3 separate regions of the Homo sapiens genome follow, and all the other regions are linked to region 3. A link is a loop called in an ENCODE intact Hi-C map of the cell type or tissue named here. Cell type or tissue: endothelial cell of umbilical vein. All regions are shown on one strand. Links, peaks and the distances in the headings refer to the core of each region. The heading gives the core; the rest is flanking DNA. Region 1 has its middle 86 kb from the start of POMGNT2. Region 2 has its middle 74 kb from the start of POMGNT2. Region 3 has its middle 39 kb from the start of SNRK.

What was found. A loop is a pair of places that touch in the nucleus more often than their neighbours do. Peaks named below come from ENCODE experiments on the same cell type or tissue, not always from the same donor. Only the 100,000 strongest peaks of a DNase experiment are listed, where the experiment ranks them.
Region 1: a loop joins it to region 3, with 2.8 times the contacts of the local background. A loop is called at or near these places in 3 of 110 quality-filtered maps.
Region 2: a loop joins it to region 3, with 6 times the contacts of the local background. A loop is called at or near these places in 3 of 110 quality-filtered maps.

The regions. Positions count from the first base shown.
Region 1 is chr3:43,188,951-43,195,500 of GRCh38, reverse strand. No RefSeq gene overlaps it. Among named protein-coding and RNA genes, the nearest start is that of POMGNT2, 86 kb to the right of the region's middle. In endothelial cell of umbilical vein, for the core only: no CTCF peak of the experiment used is centred there; DNase peaks (open chromatin) are centred at 2,640 and 4,590; H3K27ac peaks cover 4,416 bases.
Region 2 is chr3:43,176,740-43,183,289 of GRCh38, reverse strand. No RefSeq gene overlaps it. Among named protein-coding and RNA genes, the nearest start is that of POMGNT2, 74 kb to the right of the region's middle. RefSeq lists enhancers at 1,431-1,480, 3,113-3,172, 3,879-4,173, 3,939-4,233. In endothelial cell of umbilical vein, for the core only: no CTCF peak of the experiment used is centred there; DNase peaks (open chromatin) are centred at 3,079 and 4,089; H3K27ac peaks cover 3,292 bases.
Region 3 is chr3:43,244,217-43,250,766 of GRCh38, reverse strand. No RefSeq gene overlaps it. Among named protein-coding and RNA genes, the nearest start is that of SNRK, 39 kb to the left of the region's middle. In endothelial cell of umbilical vein, for the core only: no CTCF peak of the experiment used is centred there; DNase peaks (open chromatin) are centred at 2,336, 3,006 and 3,636; H3K27ac peaks cover 4,142 bases.

The DNA of each region.
Region 1 (6,550 bases), core at 456-5,455, 55 kb after region 3:
CTGTCAAGGGAAACAGAGGTGGGGAGGGTCATGCGGAGGGGCGGGCAGGCTCCTCAGGAAACTCCATGTTCATATGTGCAGACAGGTAACTACAAGGATCATGGCCCCTCTCAGCATCTCCCTGCACCAGGCTTGTTTGAGAGGCCTGTGTGGTGCCCTATGCCCTCCCCTAGAACGTCAGCTTCTGGTGAGCTTGGGCTGTTTTTGCTCCTCAGTCTCTGCCTCCCAGGCTACACCATGTGCCTCATAATCATAAGCAATTCAATGCAGAATGAATGCATGCACGGACAGACATTCAAACACTTCTTAAGAAGTTATTATTATTGGATAAGGCTTTGAGGGACTGATTGATGGGAATCAAAATCACTAGAGACAGATGGTCAAATTCACATGCCAGTTTGTGGATTTGTTCTGGGAAATGCAGCTTTGCAAACAGTGGGGGATATGAACTGGCTGGTCGGTGGGTTCTCTTCTTTGAGGGAATTTCCCCCCATTCTGGGGCATTCTGTGAGGCTGTCCCTCAGATGCACTGATTACTGTGGAAGTGAAGCTGGTGTCCTTGGCCAGGGTGGTTGGCCAGCCTCCCTGGTGCCTTCAGCTTCTGGGCACCCCCAGTCTGAGATGCTTCAGGCTCCTGGCCTGCAGGAGGAGGAATGAGACTTTGAGAAAGTGACTTCTTATCTGCTCAGGGCCACCCTTTTGCTCCTCTGCTTAGGATGTGTCTGCGTGTTTGAGAGCATGCATGCCTGTGTGTAAACACACCCAGAGACTTCCGGCTTCCTGCAAAGGACAGGGTACAAGTGACTGAATCAGTGGCTCTTCTACTCAGCAGAGCAAGTGTTCAGACCTCTTGGAGAGAGGAACAGGATGGCAGAACACTTGCTCCTGGGGTGCTGACCGGCACATGGGGACCACCGACCAGCCCCTACGCCTGCCTATGCCTGGGGAGCAAATACCACAGGGCAGCTGCAGGGCAAGTCACTTCCAAAAAGACAAAGTCCACTTCTTGAAACCTCTCTTCCTTCCTCACAACTTGGCTCCTCCTAGGTCTTGCTCAGGTTGCAAAACTGTGAGGGTGAGAGGAAAATTAGACCCTGGAAGAGCAGTCGTCTCCAGGAATGTGTGAGATGTACCCCTAAAGTTCTGGGAAGCTGGTGGTGTCAACACCTTCAGAATAGACAGGAAGGAGGGGAGGGAGGGACACAGGTCTCAAGCCCTTCGGGCCCCACTGAAGGGCAGCACCTCTGAGCTGGCAGACACCCTGACAGTGGCACAGTGGTTCTACTGCCCGGCAGGCAGGCCGGTGGCTGCAAACTGCTTCTGGAACTCAGATTTCTCAGCAGTTCCAGGGGCCACGAGAGGAGGCAGAGGATCCCAGGGCAGCCGCATTTTTGCCCATGTGTCATGCTGGGTTTATCAGCCAAGGGCCCCACAGAAGCAGAGGGTACATTCAAAGTGATGGAGTGAAGAATAATTTTGGAAAGTGACTTATCCAGGGGGTGGGTAGGGTGAAGGAAACCAACCTTGAGAACAGAGTTGGCCAGGGACTAGCAATGGCAGGAAGCAGTAACCACCCTGAAGAGACAAAGGAAGGGCCAGTGCTAAGGAGTCTAAGGAGGCCAGGCACGGTGGCTCACTCTTATAATTTCAGCACTTTGGGAGGCCGAGGCGGGCAGATCACCTGAGGTCAGGAGTTGGAGACCAGCCTGGCCATCATGGTGACACCCCATCTCTATTAAAAATACAAAAATTAGCATGACGTGGTGGCAGGCGCCTATATTCCCAGCTACCCAGGAGGCTGAGGTGGGAGAATCGCTTGAACCGGGGAGGCAGAGATTGCAGTGAGCTGAGATCATGCCACTGCACTCCAGCCTGGGTAACACAGTGAGTTCCTATCTCCCCCACCTCACCCCCTACAAAAAAAGGAGTCTAAGGAGCGTGGCTGCACATCTCACACTGTCAGAACCCCAGCCCTGCAGAGGCCATCAGCCCCAAGACCACCAGGGAACCAGCCAGCTGGGCGCTCAGCAGGTCAAAGAAGCAAACAGCAGAGCTCAGGAGCCAGGGACAAAGAGAGAGTAACCAGCACTTAGAGCATCCAGAGAGCAAAGGTGATGCTAAAAAAAGAAAAAAAAAAGCCAAATCTTGGACCCCCTCTATTCTACCCACAAAACCTGGGTTCAACTCATGACTCTGCCTCTTACTTGTCGGTCTTGACCAAGTTTCTGAACCTCCATGATCCTGCAATCTTCACTTCCATATGGGCATGATGATAACTTCCTTGGCTAATAAAGGAGCCATATAATGACCGTGATGGTGTTAGGTAGGCTGTAAAGGCTATGTTGTAGTTTCCCCCAGTATGGTCCCAGGGCTCCTTTTGGAGTAGGGCTGCTTACAGACCCTTCTTGCAGGCTCCTTTCGGTGGGTGGCGACAAGGAGAGAGTGAAATGAGAATGGTGAGGGGAGGATGCCTCTGGTCTTGCTTCCTGGGGATGCCCCATATGAAAAGCTGGACCTTGTGTTCCTTCTTTTATGGTCAGAGCTCTGTGTCACCTCATGCCCAAGCCCAGCCCTAGGAAGAGGAAAACCCTTACAGTGGAAAATCTTAGCTTATGTCTAGTGTTGGCAGATACCAGTCTAAGAGAACGAACAGGGAGCACACAAGGAAGCTGACCCATGCTGACCAAACTCACAGGAGACTGACAGATAAACCCCAATGCTACCTTAAACAAGTGTACTGAATTCTTCAAGTTCTTTGATGTCTGAAAATCTGCCCCGAGTGCAAAAAACATCAGAGGCTCTCTGTGACTAATCATGTGGCACTGTCTATAAAAGAAAAGAAAAAGGGTCCATTAAGTCTTTTCCCCAAGAAAGGCAGGAAATCAGGGAGGGAACAAGTTTGTTGTTCTTTGCCCTTAGTAACTCTGCTTTTAACTCAAGCAAAAACACTGGATTAGAGGAAAAGGATTTATATCCACAAAATATCCCCTGCTAGTGTCTCCACACCATTCTTCCAGCCTCTCTCCACCTTTGCCTCTCCCTGCTCCTTTCTCTTCTCGCCTTTCTTCTCTCTCTAGACTCTCTTAGAAGCTCGAAAATAGTACCCCACTCTTTATGGCAGAGTAGCTTCAACTTCAAGGCCCCATTTTCTTTCCCAAGCATTTATTAATACTAAGGTCTTTTTTTTTTCTTTTTTCCAAAAAAAGATAGTTCCCTTCCTAAGAGGAACTCCCATACCCCTAAGATAATAGAGTCATTGCATCATCTTTTCTAGACAAACCCTTACAGCAATTTTCCACCTCAGTTTCCCCTAAGCACCCCAAGGGTTTAGCTATTTGACCCACCCCAAATGCTACTCCTTTTAGGAAAGGTTGCTGACCCAACTCCTTGTTTCTTCCTGGCTGTCTTTGGAAACGTGTTTACCATGGAAGCAGGTGGTGTTGCAGTAGGAATGCAGACAGAAGAAAGTTGGCTATGAGATCCTGGACAAAGTATGTAACCCCTATAAGCCTCCTTGAGGAAGGGAATAAAAGGCAATGTACAAAGCTGTTGCAAGGACTGATGCATGTAAATATCCTCTGTCAGCTGCAAAGCTCCATGAAAGTGATGATTGTTTATGCAGGGGGCTGTGCTGGCCAGGATACCAAGCAAGGTGGCATCGATTGCCTGAGTCTTCACGTGTCTTCCTTTCTTGATGACAGCAGCCTTACTGATGCTCTGGTCCACACACTGGTGCTTCCTTCTCATGTGCAATCCAAGGCTATTCCAGTTGGTACATAAAGAACAACTCTGTGAATAGGGGACTAGTGCCCTGCCAGAGATAGAACATCTTAGGCTATGGAAATTTTCAGTTTTGGGAATTTAAAAGTGCCCCTATGCCTACACACAATCCTTGCCTCTGACAACCTTATAGTTTACAGCAGCAGTCCCCAACCTTTTGGCACCGGGGACCGGTCTCATGGAAGACAATTTTTCCATGGACTGGGGGTTTGGTGTGGTGGGGGATGGTTTTGGGATGAAACTGTTCCACCTCAGATCATCAGGCATTAGATTCTCATAAGGAGTGCATAACCTGGATCCCTCGCATGTGCAGTTCACCATAGGGTTCGTGCTCCTATGAGCATCTAATGCCACTGCCGATCTGACAGGAGGCGGAGCTCAGGCAGTAATGCTCACTGGCCCAACACTCACTTCCTGCTGTGTGGCCCGGTTCCTAGCAGGCCTTGGACTGCTCTCAGTCCGTGGCCCAGAGAATGGGGATCTCTGGTTTATAGCAGGCAGCAGTTTAAAAACCATTTCTCTACTTTGGCTTCATTACACACACAATATATTTATTGCATATTAATTAGAAACAATAGATGGATAGAAACAAAGGGAGAATCCATTGTAGCTCCTCACCCAGTGAAAACCACTGTGACATTTTAATGTTAATACAGCCATATTTTTTCTGTGTATTTGGTGTGAACTCCTTTATGACATTTTTGTGCATAGTAGTCATGCTTTTTTATTTTTCCACGTCAAATCAAAACTATCTCAGTCATCCGCTTTTTAGATTCATTCACTCACTCAACAGGTATTTATTGAGTGCTTATTTTGCGTCAGGCACTCTTCCAGCTGCAGAGAATACAGCAAGGAGAGTGAATAAAAAGTCCTTTCCTTGCCCAGCTGACATTTTATCTTAGTTGAGGGAGACAGACGATAAACAAACGAGTAAGAAATATAGCAAAACAGCTGGGGATAAGGGCAATAAAAATATCACAGCAGGGGAAGGGCTTTGGGAGTGTCAAGCAGGCTTCAGTTTAAGATGAGTGCTCAGCAAAAGCCTGAAAGCAATGGCCTGAAGGAGAGAAAGGATTGAACCATCTGGAGACGGAGGTAAGAGGGTTCCAGCAGAAGGGACAGCACATGCAAAAGCCCTGGCATGTCCTTGGAAGCACAGGGAGATCAGGGTGGCTGGAAGAGAGCGTGTCAGTGGTAGGAGGGAGTTGGAGATGAGATAGGAAGGTCACCAAGTCTGACTGTGTAGGGCCTTGAGGGGTGGTAGAAGGATTTGACTTTTCTCTGATCATGATAGGGAAGCATTGGAGGATTAGAGCAGAGCAGTAACATGACTTAACCCTAAGAATAAACTACAGGCAGGAAAAGGTAGGAACAGGGGGACCCGTTATGAGGCTATTGCAATAATCCAGGTGAGGGACAATGATTACTTGGACCAGGAGGACATTACAGGTGCGAGATGAGATGGAGTCTTGATATATTTGAAGGTAGAACTGACGGGATTTCCTAGTAGAAATATGAGACAGGGAAGAAAGGTCAGAGGTGACTCCAAGATTATCCTGAGGCAACCAGGGAATGGAGCTGCCATTTTCTGAGATGGGAAAGACTGTGGGAGTGTGGGGCTTGAGTAGACAGATTAGAAGTTGGTCTTAAAATTTTAAGTTTGAGATGATACATAGCCAAATTGGATGTCAAGAGGCAGTCTGGGGTTTGGGAAGAGGCTGAGGCTAGAGATACAAATCTGAGTTTTGAAACCAAAATATTGATATTTAAAGCCACAAGATTATTAAGGACGTGCATGTAGACAGAGAAAAGTTTCAAGGAGTGGGTCCTAGATTAAAAGGAAGAATGACCTCTTCTTCTTGGGGCAACCCCAGATCCCTGGGTGGCCCAGAAACTGACCCTGAGTTTGTACAAAAATGGTACAATTTCCATTCTTAAGTGGGAAGAGCTCTGACCCTTAATATTTGACTACAGCAAGCTTCTCTTGCCTTTAGTGACCACCTCACATCACAGATGAAAGATGAACATTTGTGGTCAGATAGATATGGCTGAGGAGTATTCCTTGATGACCTCACTCCTTGTACCTCCTGCTCAAGTTGCCCAAATTCCTCCAGTGCATGATGGTCAAGGGCACCCAAAGCTAGGATCTCAAGGTCACTATTCATAGTCCCATGCACGACCAACCCCACACAACTCCACCTGCTCTTGCAGTGCACAGTCAGAATCCTTTGGATGTCCAGTTCTCAGTTTCCTTCCCCTCACCATGGATAAGCCCCCAGGGATCAGTCAGCTTAGCTTTCAAACCTTGAAACAAAATGAGTTGATTCCACTCCCTTTCTTGCAGTATAGTGTTACCTCCAAGAGAAGACCCTGAATGTTAAGGTGTTTGAAGGGGGCCCAGTGAATGACATCCCCTTTCTCACTTTCTCACTTGAACCAATTAAGAAATAATTGAACCAATTCTGAACCCGTTAAGAAATAAAACAAAGGAGTAATAAGGCAGATGAAAGCCAGAATGCCACTTATACAGATAAAGCAGATGTTGGAGAAAGGCTCATCGTTGGCTTCATGTCTTTCCAAGTGCTGAACCCCTGAATTAGGCATCTCACCCACCCAAACATGGCAGAGTTGGACCAAGGATCCGGTCCCTATGAGATGTACAACATGGGTGAGTAGACCCAAGAAGTTCTGGGCTGTGCTGTCCAGCTTCTCCTCCCAAACTCACAATCAGAATAACCTCTCCCTCCAGGGCAGGGGGACTGAAGAGGGT
Region 2 (6,550 bases), core at 678-5,677, 67 kb after region 3:
AATGAGACCAGAGGCCCAGCCCAGTGACCTTCTGGCTCCTTCATCTTCTGGCTCCTTGATCTCCATAATGAAGATGATGATGTCAAAGGACCTCCCTGGCCAGTATCTTTAAAAGGGAAATGACGATCAGGCGGGGTGACTTATGCCTATAATCCCAGCACTTTGGGAGGATGAGGAAGGTGGATCACCTGAGGTCAGGAGTTTGAGACCAGCCTGGCCAATATATGAAACCCTGTCTCTACTAAAAATACAAAAATTAGCCAGGCGTGGTGGCACACGCCTGTAATCCCAGCTACTCCAGAGGCTGAGGCAGTAGAATTGCTTGAACCCAGGAGGCAGAGCTTGCAGTGAGCCGAGATCACACCACTGCCCTCCAGCCTGGGTGACAGAGTGAGACTCTGTCTCAAAAAAAAAAAAAGGGTAACCTTGGACTCTGAGAAATTCTTCCATGTTTTTCCTAATATGCATCTCATGAGCTGCCGCATTTCCTTCTCTCGCACAATTTCAGGGATTGCAAGCAGGTTTTGCACTCCAGTTGCCAGTGACTGAAGTAATATGCTGGGAATCTTAGGTCAAGTGTGTGTGCCTGTCTGTGGCTGTTAATGTTCCAGTGAGCCCCCGGAGCCAGCCCAGTGCCTTCCCAGGACAGGAGATGACCTTCTCTCCGGGGATGACCATGAAGCTCCTGGAGCATTGGGTGCAGGAACAGGGCAGGTATCAAGTACAGAGGCCCAGATTGTCGCTTTGCAAGCAGGCTGTGTTAGGCTCTAGCTGTCTCTCACTCATTCCCACAGTCTATATATTCCCTTTGTTTCCCCAATTTTCTTCTTTCTCCTTGCCTTTCTCCTCTTCCTTAACTTATCTGTCTCTCTGTCTCCTGTGCTTTCATGTCCTCTTTCCTCCTAGAAGCCCAGCCCCCTTGGTTTCCTCTTGTCCCTCTCAGGGACAAGAGTCTAAAAAGACAATATGTCCAGGCACAGTGGCTCAAGCCTGTAATCCTAGCAGTGTGGGAGGCAGAGGCAGGTGGATCGCCTGAGGTAAGGAGTTCGAGACCAGCCTGACCAATATGGTGAAACCCCATCTCTACTAAAAATACAAAAGTTAGCTGGGTGTGGTGATGTGCGCCTGTAGTCCCAGCCACTTGGGAGGCTGAGACAGGAGAATTGCTTGAACCTGGAAGGCAGAGGTTGCAGTGAGCAGAGATTGTGACACTGCACTCCAGGCTGGGTGACAAGGCGAGACTCCTTCTCAAAAAAAAAAAAAAAAATTAAAATTAAAAAATAAATAAATGAAAATAAAAAGAATATAACCCATAGGTTATTGTCCCTGGGTTTGTCCCTGATAGAAGCCCAGCCTTGGCCAGTGCCCTATCACATATTATCTATTATACGAGCAGCGCCATTGCTATCGCGAAGGGATCTGTCATAGAAAATGCAGAGACTTTGAACCCCAGACTCAAGGTTGAATCTTCCTCCGCCGTGTGGCTTGGAGCAACTTGTTTCACTTTAATGCGCTTCAGTGACCTCTCTATAAAATGCATAATCATCATCATTAGTTCCCGTAGAGAGTGCATGAGATGACAGGTGCAAGGACCAGCCCAGGGAGGTGCCTCGGTCACAGGGAGTGACTTTCCTAGGAGTCTCCTCACACGTGTCACTCTGCCTGGGGCCAGCTTTCCTGGGGGACAGGTGAAAAGCCAGGCCAAAAACACAGGAATGTTTCTGCTGGAATGTGTCCCTTCCTGCCCTCAAGATCCCATCTCCTCTTCTAGCTTTGTTCTCACTTTTCAGTTCCCTTAACGTGACATCTCTGGTCACTCCACACTGGGCCACCAACGGGAACTGTGAATGATAGAAAAGACCCATCCCGGGGAGTCATGAGTGAGCATGGTCCAGCTTCCCAGATCCTGCCCCCAAGGCTGCGGTTTAATCACCAAACCATCTGAGCAGGTGTTACACGTAATTCGGGCCAGGTGTGGTTTAGGGAGGAGGTGTGGAATGACTCAGATAATAGATTTTGAAGTCAGGGTTATGTGAGTACAAACCCTGACACGTGTCTCCAAACCCTGTGACCTTAGGCAAAGTTACTGATCCCCTCCGAGACTTGGTGCCCTAACTGTAAACTTTGGTGATGACCCCTTTCTTAAGGGATTATAGGAAGCATTAGAGGTCATCTGTGGAAACCCTCTGACACACAGAAGGTGTGCAATCAATCCTCCCTCCCCCATGTTCTCCACAGCCAGAACAAGGAAGAATCGCACATGCTTGCATGGTGCTCAGTGTGCCCCGAACTGTTCAAGCGCCTTGCCTGTATTGTCTCATTTTATCCCATCACAACCCCATAAGGTCACTTATGTTATTATCACACTCATCTTACAGATAAGAAAACAGAGGGATGGAGAAGTTAAGTAACTTATTCAAGGTCACCTAGCATGCCAGAGCTGGGAGTGACAGTGGCTGTAATTGGTGGGCATTTGAGCTCGACTTGCATGGGAAGCTTTGGTGGAGGGTTGGGGGATCCTACGCCCTAAAGGGCACACAGGGCTATAGAACTCCCACGACCCCCTTGCAGATGCTGCCCATGGGGTATGCAGAAGAGTCACATGAGCCCAACTATCTAAGGACTTTGTCTGCAGGGGCTGCTGGATTTGTGGCCACCAACTTCTGCTGGACCTGTCTTTTGCTGCATTTGCTCGGCCACAGTTTCTCAGGACGGTCCCCTTTTCTCTGGAGCTCTTTCCAGCAAGTTTATTAAAAAGAGGGACCAGGTGAGCAGAAACAGATTGGATGTCAGAGACCAGGAGACTTCTGGCCACAGAGCCTGAACCATTTACTCTGTTACCTGAGATTATTTTTTCAAATGTCAAAGGCCTAATTTAGGATGACCCAGATGTTCACCAGTGCTCCAATTAATAAAGAAAAATGTATTTAAAAAGCCAACTGCAGAAGCAAACACATTTTGCTTTCGCAATTCTGTTGGGCTGCACCCTGGCCTTGACCTTAAAATAGCTCAGTTTACGTGCTGACAGCATATACATACACAGTCAGGATTTCCTGTGTCTCCACCTCACCATTTCCTCTCTGCCTCGGAGCTGGTCCCCTTCATTCCTCTTCCTCTCCCTCCCCACAACTTGTTTAGGTCCGTGAATAAATGTATAGGAATGTTCTGAGAAGCAGGAACATTTAGACTCCAGCCAGACAGGAGTTCAAATTCCACCTCAACCATTTCCCAGCTATGCAAGCATGAGCAGTTCACCTCTCTGAGTGTCAGATTTTCACTGGAAATTGTGAGAATACATGAAAATGATTTATCCCAGAGCCTAGCACAAGGTAAAAGAGCAATAATTGGAAGAGACAGGGAAAAGCCTTTCACCAAAAGCTAAGTGTGAGTTGGAGGCAGGGTGCGGCCTAGGGGGCCCCTGGCTGGCTTTTGGAGGACCTGCATGCCATTTGTCTCCCTCCACGGCTTCTGCCCCAGACATGGATTCATCCTGCTCTCATTTCTGCCTCTGAGATGGGTGGGCCCCATCTCTCCACAGAGCCATCTGCGACTCCCTCCTACCGAAGTAAAATGGACTTTTCCTACGTGTCTGCCCAGGACTCAGCCAGACTGATGAACTGAGCTTGGGGAACATTTGAACAGATTGAGGTGATGTTTTTACCAAGGCCCAGGAGCGATGCTTCAGGCAGCTCCAGCTGTCCGCTCGGCCTGTATTTCCCAAATATTTTGGACCAGGAGTGCCAAAAGCAAGCCCCTGGTCCAAGACACTTGGGAAATATTGGCCATGAACTATTCTGGCCATTTAGGAAATACTGGCTGTAAACTATGCTTAACACCAAAGGAGGACCAATGGTAGCCACTTGGGCAACAGTAGACAGAACCATAGAGGAAGATCTTTGCCTTGAACTTGAAGTCACACTGCTCAGGTAACTGTTCTGCCAATCTGTGCATCTGTGACCTCTACCTTCCCATTGCAATCAGGAGCCAAGGTCCAAAGATCACGGTTAGACCCCACTCTGCTTGTGACTCATGCATGACACAGGGCAGGCCATTACCCTACCGTTCTGGATGAAGGCAATAATCGTGTTTGACCTCTCCCTGCCTCGTAATGCTGACTCGGAGGATTAATGAGGAAATGAGAGCTAAGCTTTGTGAATGCCAGCCTTGTTCTCACGCTGGCTCCTCTGATTATTCCACAAAGCCAATGAGAAATAGCAAAGGTCAAAATTCTCTGTGAGGTTGAATATTCATGTTGCAGGAGGCGCCTCTCCAGGTATGGTTCTGCGCTCATGATCTGTGTGTCTCTGGTGCCAGGCCCCAGGGGGCACACTTACAAAAGGTGTACGGGGTGACGGTGGTGGTGGCATGGGTGTGGCATCTCCAGGTGCAGGCCACATGCCTGGGGTGTTTCACATGGCAAGTCAGCCACAGAAATGGGTCTTGCTGGGCCTTTTGGAAGCTTCCAGTGGTGCACCTCACAGACTGAACAGCCCCTCTCAAGATGAGGGTTACCATAAGCAATGCCATCATCTGTCTCACTGAGATGCTGCTACTCAACATTGGCTCCTCTTGTTTTCCACAGTCAACCTTCATATGTAATTTAATTTTGCTCTCTCTTCTGGTCAGTTGACAAACCCCGCAACACCATCTCTAGGATGCCATGGCTGAGGCCAGAGCTCTAGGAGGGCAGGAGCAGGGAAGCAGATGGGACAGTCGGCTGTGGCCCTGCTTCATGCAGCCAGCTTGGAGGAGCTGCTTCCCTCGGTGCTGTGGATTTTTTGAGTTAAAATTGAGAGCTTCCGGCCGGGCGTGGTGGTTACAGCTGTAATCCCAGCACTTTGGGAGGCCGAGGTGGGTGGATCACGAGGTTAGGATTTCAAGACTAGCCTGTCCAAGATGGTGAAACCCCGTCTCTACTAAAAATACAAAAAATTAGCCAGGTGCGGTGGCAGGCACCTGTAATCCCAGCTACTCGGGAGGCTAAGGCAGGAGAATCACTTGAACTTGGAGGGCAGAGGCTGCAGTGAGCTAAGATCGCACCACTGCACTCCAGCCTGGGCGACAGAGTGAAAAAAAAAGAGAGAGAGCGAGAAAGAAGAAAGAAAGAAAGAAAGAAAGAAAGAAAGAAAGAAAGAAAGAAAGAAAGAAAGAAAGAAAGAAAGAAAGAAAAAGAAAATTGGGAGCTTCCTTGGTAAAAGGTCTGGACAGCATCAAACTGGTTACCTCCAAATCATCAGACTTAGGGGTAGAACAGATTATTTCCAATTTAAGTTCGTTTGATAAGTAGTCACTCACATGGTTCAAAAATCAAAATAATATAAATTAGATATGATGGGAAATCTTGCCCACCTCTACCCTGGTTCACCCAGTCCCTCTGCCATACCCCTATGGGAAGCTACTTTTATTAGCTTCTTATGCATTCTTCTAGTATTTCTTTATGCAGATTCAAATATGTATTTTCATGCTGCCACCACCGTTAAGCACACAAAAGTTAGCATATGGTATTCCCTGTGTATCTGTCAGAATCTGAATAGGAAGCAAACGGCATGCTCCAGCCGGATAACTGAGGAAGGTTTAACTGTTCACAAGGGTGTGTGGACTAGGTGTGCAGGAGGCAATGAGGAACAGGGCTGGCAAATGCAGGGGAGTCAGAGGGGGGGGGGTGCCAAGGAGTAAATACCCCCACCTCGCTCCCTTTCCACTCTCTGGGCCTTCCGCAGGGCCCCCATTGGCCAATCCCTACCAGAAGTCATAAGGCAAGGAGGCCTGGCAAGGAGGCCTGTGGATGCAGTCTTTACAAGTCAGCCTCCGGACACAGAGCATTATGGAGGCAGGTATGGACAGCTCAGGGGTCCCGTGGAGAATGCATAGCACACCCTCCAGGGACACTGCCTTTGATTACCTGACAGTGTATCCTGGAGATCTTTCCATATTACTCATGAGTTAGATTTTAACATTGCTCCTGTTCCACTTGATCACCTTCTGCCCAGCATTGCCAGTGCACTTCTCCCAGGACAGCTGCTGCGCACCACTGCAGAGGGTATTACACCATCCGGCCATCACATGGCCTAGGTCCCAGTGTCCACCAGCCTGCTGGAGTAATCCTTTCCTTCAAAAGCCAAACATAGATCTCCGGCCCCCTTGTACATCCCTGTCAGCAGGCCAGTGCTCTTCTGGGTACTTCCAAGAAATGTTAGGGTGTCACAGTCTCCTCGCAGTCGCCTGACCGCCTCCCTGCTCCTCCTTGCCTCTGGCTCTTGGGCCATTCCTTTGCACACCACAGGCTCACAGGCTTTGCCTGAGCATGGACAGAGCTCTCCCCACCCCATGCAGTGCCTCCAACCCATAGCACATGTGAAACACTCTGCCCTTGGGGCATATGGACAGCAGAGGGTATTAAGGCACAGAGAAGGAACACAGTTAACATCTATCAACAGTCCTCACTGCTGGCAAAATTCATTGTTGGCCCTGCCCCAGGGAGTTCTTTCTTGGCCATCTGTTTCCCTGGGCTCCTGCTACTGCCATTGCTGGGCCCTCCCCTCCCATCCTT
Region 3 (6,550 bases), core at 1,016-6,015:
GCATTGGCCAGCATAAGTTATATATTAAGATGAAATGGATTCCTACAGAGAGCTGCGTCACTAGGGTAGAGGTAGGGAGCAAAAAACATGCTGTGTGTATGGGTTTGTTGGTAAAGTTTGAATACTTAGGGTCAGCTATATCCTGGGCTGTCTCTCCCTTAACCCCCCCATGCAGATGCTAGGGAATGGAACAGTGCCCCAGAAACTCTGGACACACAATTTCTCTGGATGTTTTATTCTAATCTTCCTTTTCAACACAGTGAGTATAGTGTCTCCATAAAATGAAGGAGACATCCCTAAGTCTGCTTTTGACATTTCAAATGAACAGGCAATGAGAAGTTGTTAGTTCTGTCGCTGCCTATGGAAACTGGCAGTACTTACTTTATCTTACCATTGACTTTACTTTTCCTTTACTAGTCCTTATTATTAACTTCTTCATCAGACAGCTGAGCAAAATAAAGATTTTAATATTTTTTTTAGAGATGGGTCTTGCTATGTTGCCCAGGTTGGTCTCAAACTCTTGGGCTCAAGCAATCCTCTTGCCTCAGCCTCCCAAGTAGCTGGGATTACAGGTGCACATCACCTCACCAGGCAGGTTCCAAGATATTTCTGATGGATGAGATATATACAGTAATTAGTATAAAGAGCATTGATCTTAAATATTCAGCTCAGTGAGTTTTTTGCAAGGGTGAAAATAGACAAAGACCACCCAAATGAAAATAAGAGGTTATTTATTCAGAACTTGCTATAGCAAGGGAATCAGCGTCATCACTTCTCATTGGCAGGGACTCAAAGGCAAGCAGGAGTGGGAAAACTTTATGGCAGAAAAATGGGAAGACTTCAGGTGTGCCCTGATTGGAGGCTGATAGCATGGGGGAAGCTGGAGGTGGGCTAACAACAAGGGGGGGGGGGCATCCTATGTGATTGTTAGGGCATCATATTTGTTTTTTTCTGTTTGGTTCTGAGTTGGAAAAGTAGGGCCCAAATGTAGGGAAGCTGGCAGTCATTGACCAAGTCCTGACCTGTGCCAATTGCTTCAGAGACTGTGATTTGGCTTTCTGGGCTTCTTATGTGAGTCTGAATTCTATTGTCATATATGGTCTGGTCATTGTTCATTTGCATATTTAGTCTCATATGTACATATTTGCATATTTAGTCATCTACACATATATACATATATTTGCATATTGAGTCATACATACATATATATATGTATGTATCACCATTACCCAGGGCAAAGTGAATCTTGACTTGTGTGTTTGAAATTATATCTTTGATGTTTTTGAGCACACATAGTACAGAAAAATGCTAGAGCCACTTTCTATGAACAGAAGGCTCCCATTGCATTTAGGGAGGTGATGGTTTAAAGTGTCAAGATAATTAATACAAGGAGTTATAACCAGGCAAAAGTGTTCCTCAGATATTCATGCAAGTTGCAACATTTTCTTCCTTATTTTTAAGTTGCTTTGATCTGAGGGAAAAAGAGAATGTGAAAAGCGCAGGATAAGAAGTGAGTGCTAGCAGGATCATGGAATCTGGGTAGCAGAGTACTGGCAAAGAGCAGGCCTGGAGGCGCTGTGTGGAGCTCAGGAAAGGGAGTGTTGTGTACTAGAGGGAGGAAAGGGAGGAGTAACTGATGAAGGAGTGTGGGGTGGGAGACTTCCAACAGACAGCCAAAGACTTGGCTGCCATCACACTTTGCTCCTTCAGACTGCCTCTCTCCTGCTCTCATAGAAATATAATTCTTAGCTAAGCACTTGGCTACCCAGAAAAAAAAAAGAGATTACATTTCCCAGCCTCCTCTACAGTTGGGTGTGATCAGATGACTATTTCCGAACCAATGGGATGTGAGTAGAAGTGATGTGTACAACTTCCAGGTTGTTCTCATACCAGATACAGGAGTGCCCTCTCCTTCTCCTTTCCTATCGGAATGTGGCCATGATGGTCATGAGTTATCTTGGACCATTTAGATGAGGGCAATGCCCTAGGCACAGAGGAGAAACAAGATTGAAGGAGTCTGGGTCCCTTCACCATAAAGCCATTATACTTCCCCAAGACTATTTATGTCCAGGTTGTTACCTGAGAGAGAAGCAACTTCCATCTTGTCTGAGTCATTGAAATTGTGAGTCTTCTTACACTATGTCACCTGTGTCTATGAGGTTTCCGTTCTCCATTCATCTGTTTATCTGCTCTGTTGTATGTAATAGAACTTGGTGCTCTGCTTCCCAACATTTTCCTTGGAATATGCCTGGAGACAAGTCTGCTGGTCTTATCCCCGAGGCATCTACAGGGAGTGGCCAAAGGGGAAAAGCAAAGCAATAAACAGTGAGTGGCATGTGTGTCTTTTGGCTCTGGCTCCATAGCATCCACTAGCAAGCTGTTACCACACTTGAACCTCAGACTTCCGCATGCTGGGAGCCAGTCTCCTCAGAGGCTTATAGTCCAAGAATGCCATGAGGCTGCTTGGGGGGGTTCATTGTCATTCTTTCTTGCACACAGCTTGACAGCTTTGAGGCTCAGGACAACATTTTTTGGTCCTGAATGGATGCATCTGTGCTAAGCATCATGGTTCTGCTCCAAGTCCTGTTTCTGCTCATCAGCTGTGTTGTTAATAATGTTGGTTTCTTTTTTTCTTTCTTTCTTTCTTTTTTTGTTTTGATCTCTCAGCAATTCACCCCCAGGACAATTCACTCCAGGACACCTGGTGAGCCCTAAGGAGACCTAGCTCTTAGCATGCTTAGCACTTGTAAAACAAGGACTACTGACTTTCCTTGCCTATTGCACAATTAAATTAACATTCATAAAACTTCCTGAGATGTTCCGGACACAAGCCATTACCTACAACATTTTGCTGTATTCCAGAGGGCCCTTTCTATTGCTAGCTGCTGGAGTTCCATAATTCCTTGCCCTGGTTTGTGCAGAGGGTGGCCAAACAGTGGTCTCTGTACTGTTTCCTCTGGCCTGATTAATTGTTGCCAGACTTGCTGTTCTCAAGGCTAGAAATCATGCCAGCTGAATCGGCTTTGTGTTCAGGACATTTGCCTTAAATGACACCAAATCCATTCTTGACCCTAATTATATAAAATATGCTTCAATAATTTCCCACTTGGTGAATTAAAATAATGCCAGTACTGCTGCTTGAACCTCTCCTCCTCACTATAACTTGATTAAGAAGCATTCAACGATCTTGAAACATGTCATAAATTTCTTCCCATGCTATTATTCTTGGGGTCCCCCAAAGAGCTGCCAGGAGCCAAGCCCAGTGCCAGGACTCTACTGAAAGGGACTGAGATGGATTGTGGGCTGAATTTTAAACTTAGGATATTTCCAGCAACAGACTCTGGGCTTCTTTTTGACGCCCTCCCCACCTTTCATGCACAAACATACACTATTTGGTTACTAATAATTCTTGTTCCTAACTTCTCCCCATATAACTCATTTCCACACATGCATTCTTTAATATCTGACATCTGTCAAAGTTTTGCCAAAAAGCTGCATTGGTGCTCCAGCATCTGAGTGGCCAGGGTTTTTTGTTTTTGACTGCATTCCAGATGGATGCTTCCGGCCTCATTGTTTACCATGAGACACACACAGCTCTTGCTTCCTCTCATTCTTCTTTGGGCACCAGGTTGCTCTGTGCTTCAGTGGCTACGGAAATCTCTCCTCTAAACACATCCTGTCAAACACAAAGACCCAAACCATCCAAAACTAGCAGCCTGACTTGGGGTTGTTATGCTTGTTTCTTACTGCCCAAGTGAATCAGATTTTACACATTCTAGCAGCATGTGTCCTGTTAACCAAGAGGGGAGGACATAATATTCTGTCATTAGGATAAAAATGTCCTGATTGTACTTCACATCTCTGATGGGATGCCACACCATCATACATGTCGAGTTCTTTAAGGTTTTCAAATGAGTGTCTCTAATGCTAGTCCAGTTGCTGAGATGAAAACTGGCTTGACAATGATCCTCCTTGATCAACACATTTGTTCCAGCTCTATTGCCAAAGCCTCATATTCATTTATCTTCTCTGCATAAGGCCAAGAGGTTCAACCTTCCCCTTTATCTCACTCTGGGATGAGGCTTGGGCAGCCAGTGAAGGGTATCTCCCCAGGAAGGTTTTGTTTCTTTGCTTCTTAAAAAGCACCAGAGGGTCTCTTCATCCAGGGAAGACTCAGGAACCCCTAAACTCGTCATTACACTCCAAGTACAGAAAGGGGCAAGAAATTTCTCTCTTTCAACAGGGTTCTTTTTATAGACTTCTACAGTGATGTGTCCTCTCCAAGTGAATTGGATTGGTCCTGGGTTTCAGACTAAATATCCATCATAAAATTTGCCTAGCCGTCCACCAGTTTACCCATAGCACACTGCACGTGCTCTCTAGGTAACCACGGCCAGAACCTCAGCTGCTGCCGCCTGGGGGTCATTCTCCACTGGGTCTCTTCTGAATAAATAGTGTTATCCCCCTGAGACCCACATCTTCCTGTTGCTCCCTCACAATGAATCCTCAATTCAGCATACAAATGTTGAATGCATACTCTATGCCAGATGAAGCAGGCAGAAAGTTCTTAACAATGTTTTAGTCTTGCATCTCTGAAAATTCCAGGACAGCTCTGGACTCCCTTTGTAGAAAAATACATGTGCTATACATATATATTCTTTTAGGCAATCTCCTGAGGCCAGCCCAACAACTCTAGGTTAACCCTCTGAATGCAAAGAAACTGCATAAGACTTAGACACATGTAGGGCTGAGATGTAGCTCTGTTGTTTACCAACAGTAGGACCTTGGAGAAATCCCCTCCAACTCTCTGAATCTCAGTTGCTTCAACTATAAAAAGGGACTCTGGTAGTACTTGCCTTAGCCTCCTGGCATTTAGTGAGGTTTTAGTGAGAGAATGGATCTAAAGGCAGATGATTGTTATTACACCTGAGCACTTACCACACATGTGAATTGACCAGGATTTCAAAATCTCACCTCTTGGAAAGGAGGGAGGTGAAGATTTGTGATTGCCTATGTTCTGCAGATGAAAATTCCAAGGTGGACTAAATGACAGGCTTTGACAAATTGAATCTAAATCTTATTATAACGCAGGGACAAGAAGGTGACCAAATATTAGGAACTATGGAGGTTTGCAGATCTAGTTCAGCCTCTGATTCCACCTTAGAGAGCTCCTCATCTGCCAACGTGCTGAAGACCTATTAATAGCTTGGCCCCATCCTGGAATCGTTTCTGTTGGTTGATGTCTCTCTGAGGATTGAGAGGCTCGCATGAGGAAATTGATTCAGGTGAAAGTTCAATACAGCTATGATTTATTTGGCCCAGAACTAATCAAGAGCGAAGTTTCTTGGGGGTATTAAAAGGGATCCCTTTCACCCGCAGTGCTTTAATAGCAGTTCTCCAGGGTTTTGGCCCCAACTTCCACTCTCCCAAGATGATTTTAGGTTGGGAGTTTTGGTGGCACCACAAGAAATATAACTGGTGCCCAATATCTGATCCTGCATTCTGTTGACAGACATTTTTGGTGAAGGATCCAAGCCTCAGCTTCCATTTGCCTTTGATGGTTTTGTTGACACTTGAACCTGGAGTGGGTGTTCCACCAGTAGGCGGGGAAGTAGGAAGACCTGAACTGTTTCTGTTCAAAATATGAACAGAACTGGACAAAATCTGTTCTCAAAAGGTTCCTAGAAGCTTTAAAAAACAACATTTGATTGTGTCTTCTTATAAAAGTAAAGCATGACAGCTTGTTGTACAAAAGGTACATCAGCAGTCCTTTGTGCCAAAAGTTTGAACATCACAAAAGTTTAGGAAGCCAGGGAGGGAGGAAGAAAGAAAGGAAGTAATGAAGGCCAAGAAAAAATCAAAACCAATGAAAAGTCAATGTCAGCAGTTCCCAAATGAGCAAAAGCCAGATCTGTAGCTAATGACCAGAGCAGGAACATGGTCTAGGAGCCACATATCCATTTATATGGGCCTGAGAATCCTCTTTACAGGACCATTTCATGGATATATTTGAGGACACTGATTGCTACCCCTCCTCTTAGTTAAGATTTTTCTGGGTGGAAACATATTGCATTAATCCTCATTTTTTATGAGAAAGGAAATAACATTGGGCTGTTTGAAGAGTCACTAAGGATACTGTCTAACATTAAACATTCAATTGTATAAAAATAGATAATACCAAGGAACACTTATAATGGGCTTTATAGCAAACCTCAGACTTGGGTAGACTTTCATTTTTTTGATCCTCACAACAGCTCTGTAAAGCAGATAAAACAGACAGCTTTTATTAATCTCATTACGGAATGAAACAAGGCTCTGCAGGGTGTCCAAGACTACAGTCTGTCCTGTGTCAGCTTTGTGGTTCTCTTCAAGCCATCAGACCACAGCAAGAGAGAAGGAAGAAGTTCTGTGCCAGTAGCTAAGGGGAAGAGGATGGGAGTTGGAGACATTCGCCCCTAGAAGGTCCTGAATCAAGGGTCAGAAACACCCTTCATACAATTCAGGGCTGCATTGGTCTTATGATCTGAGGGGCAAGTACAAAATGAGGCTG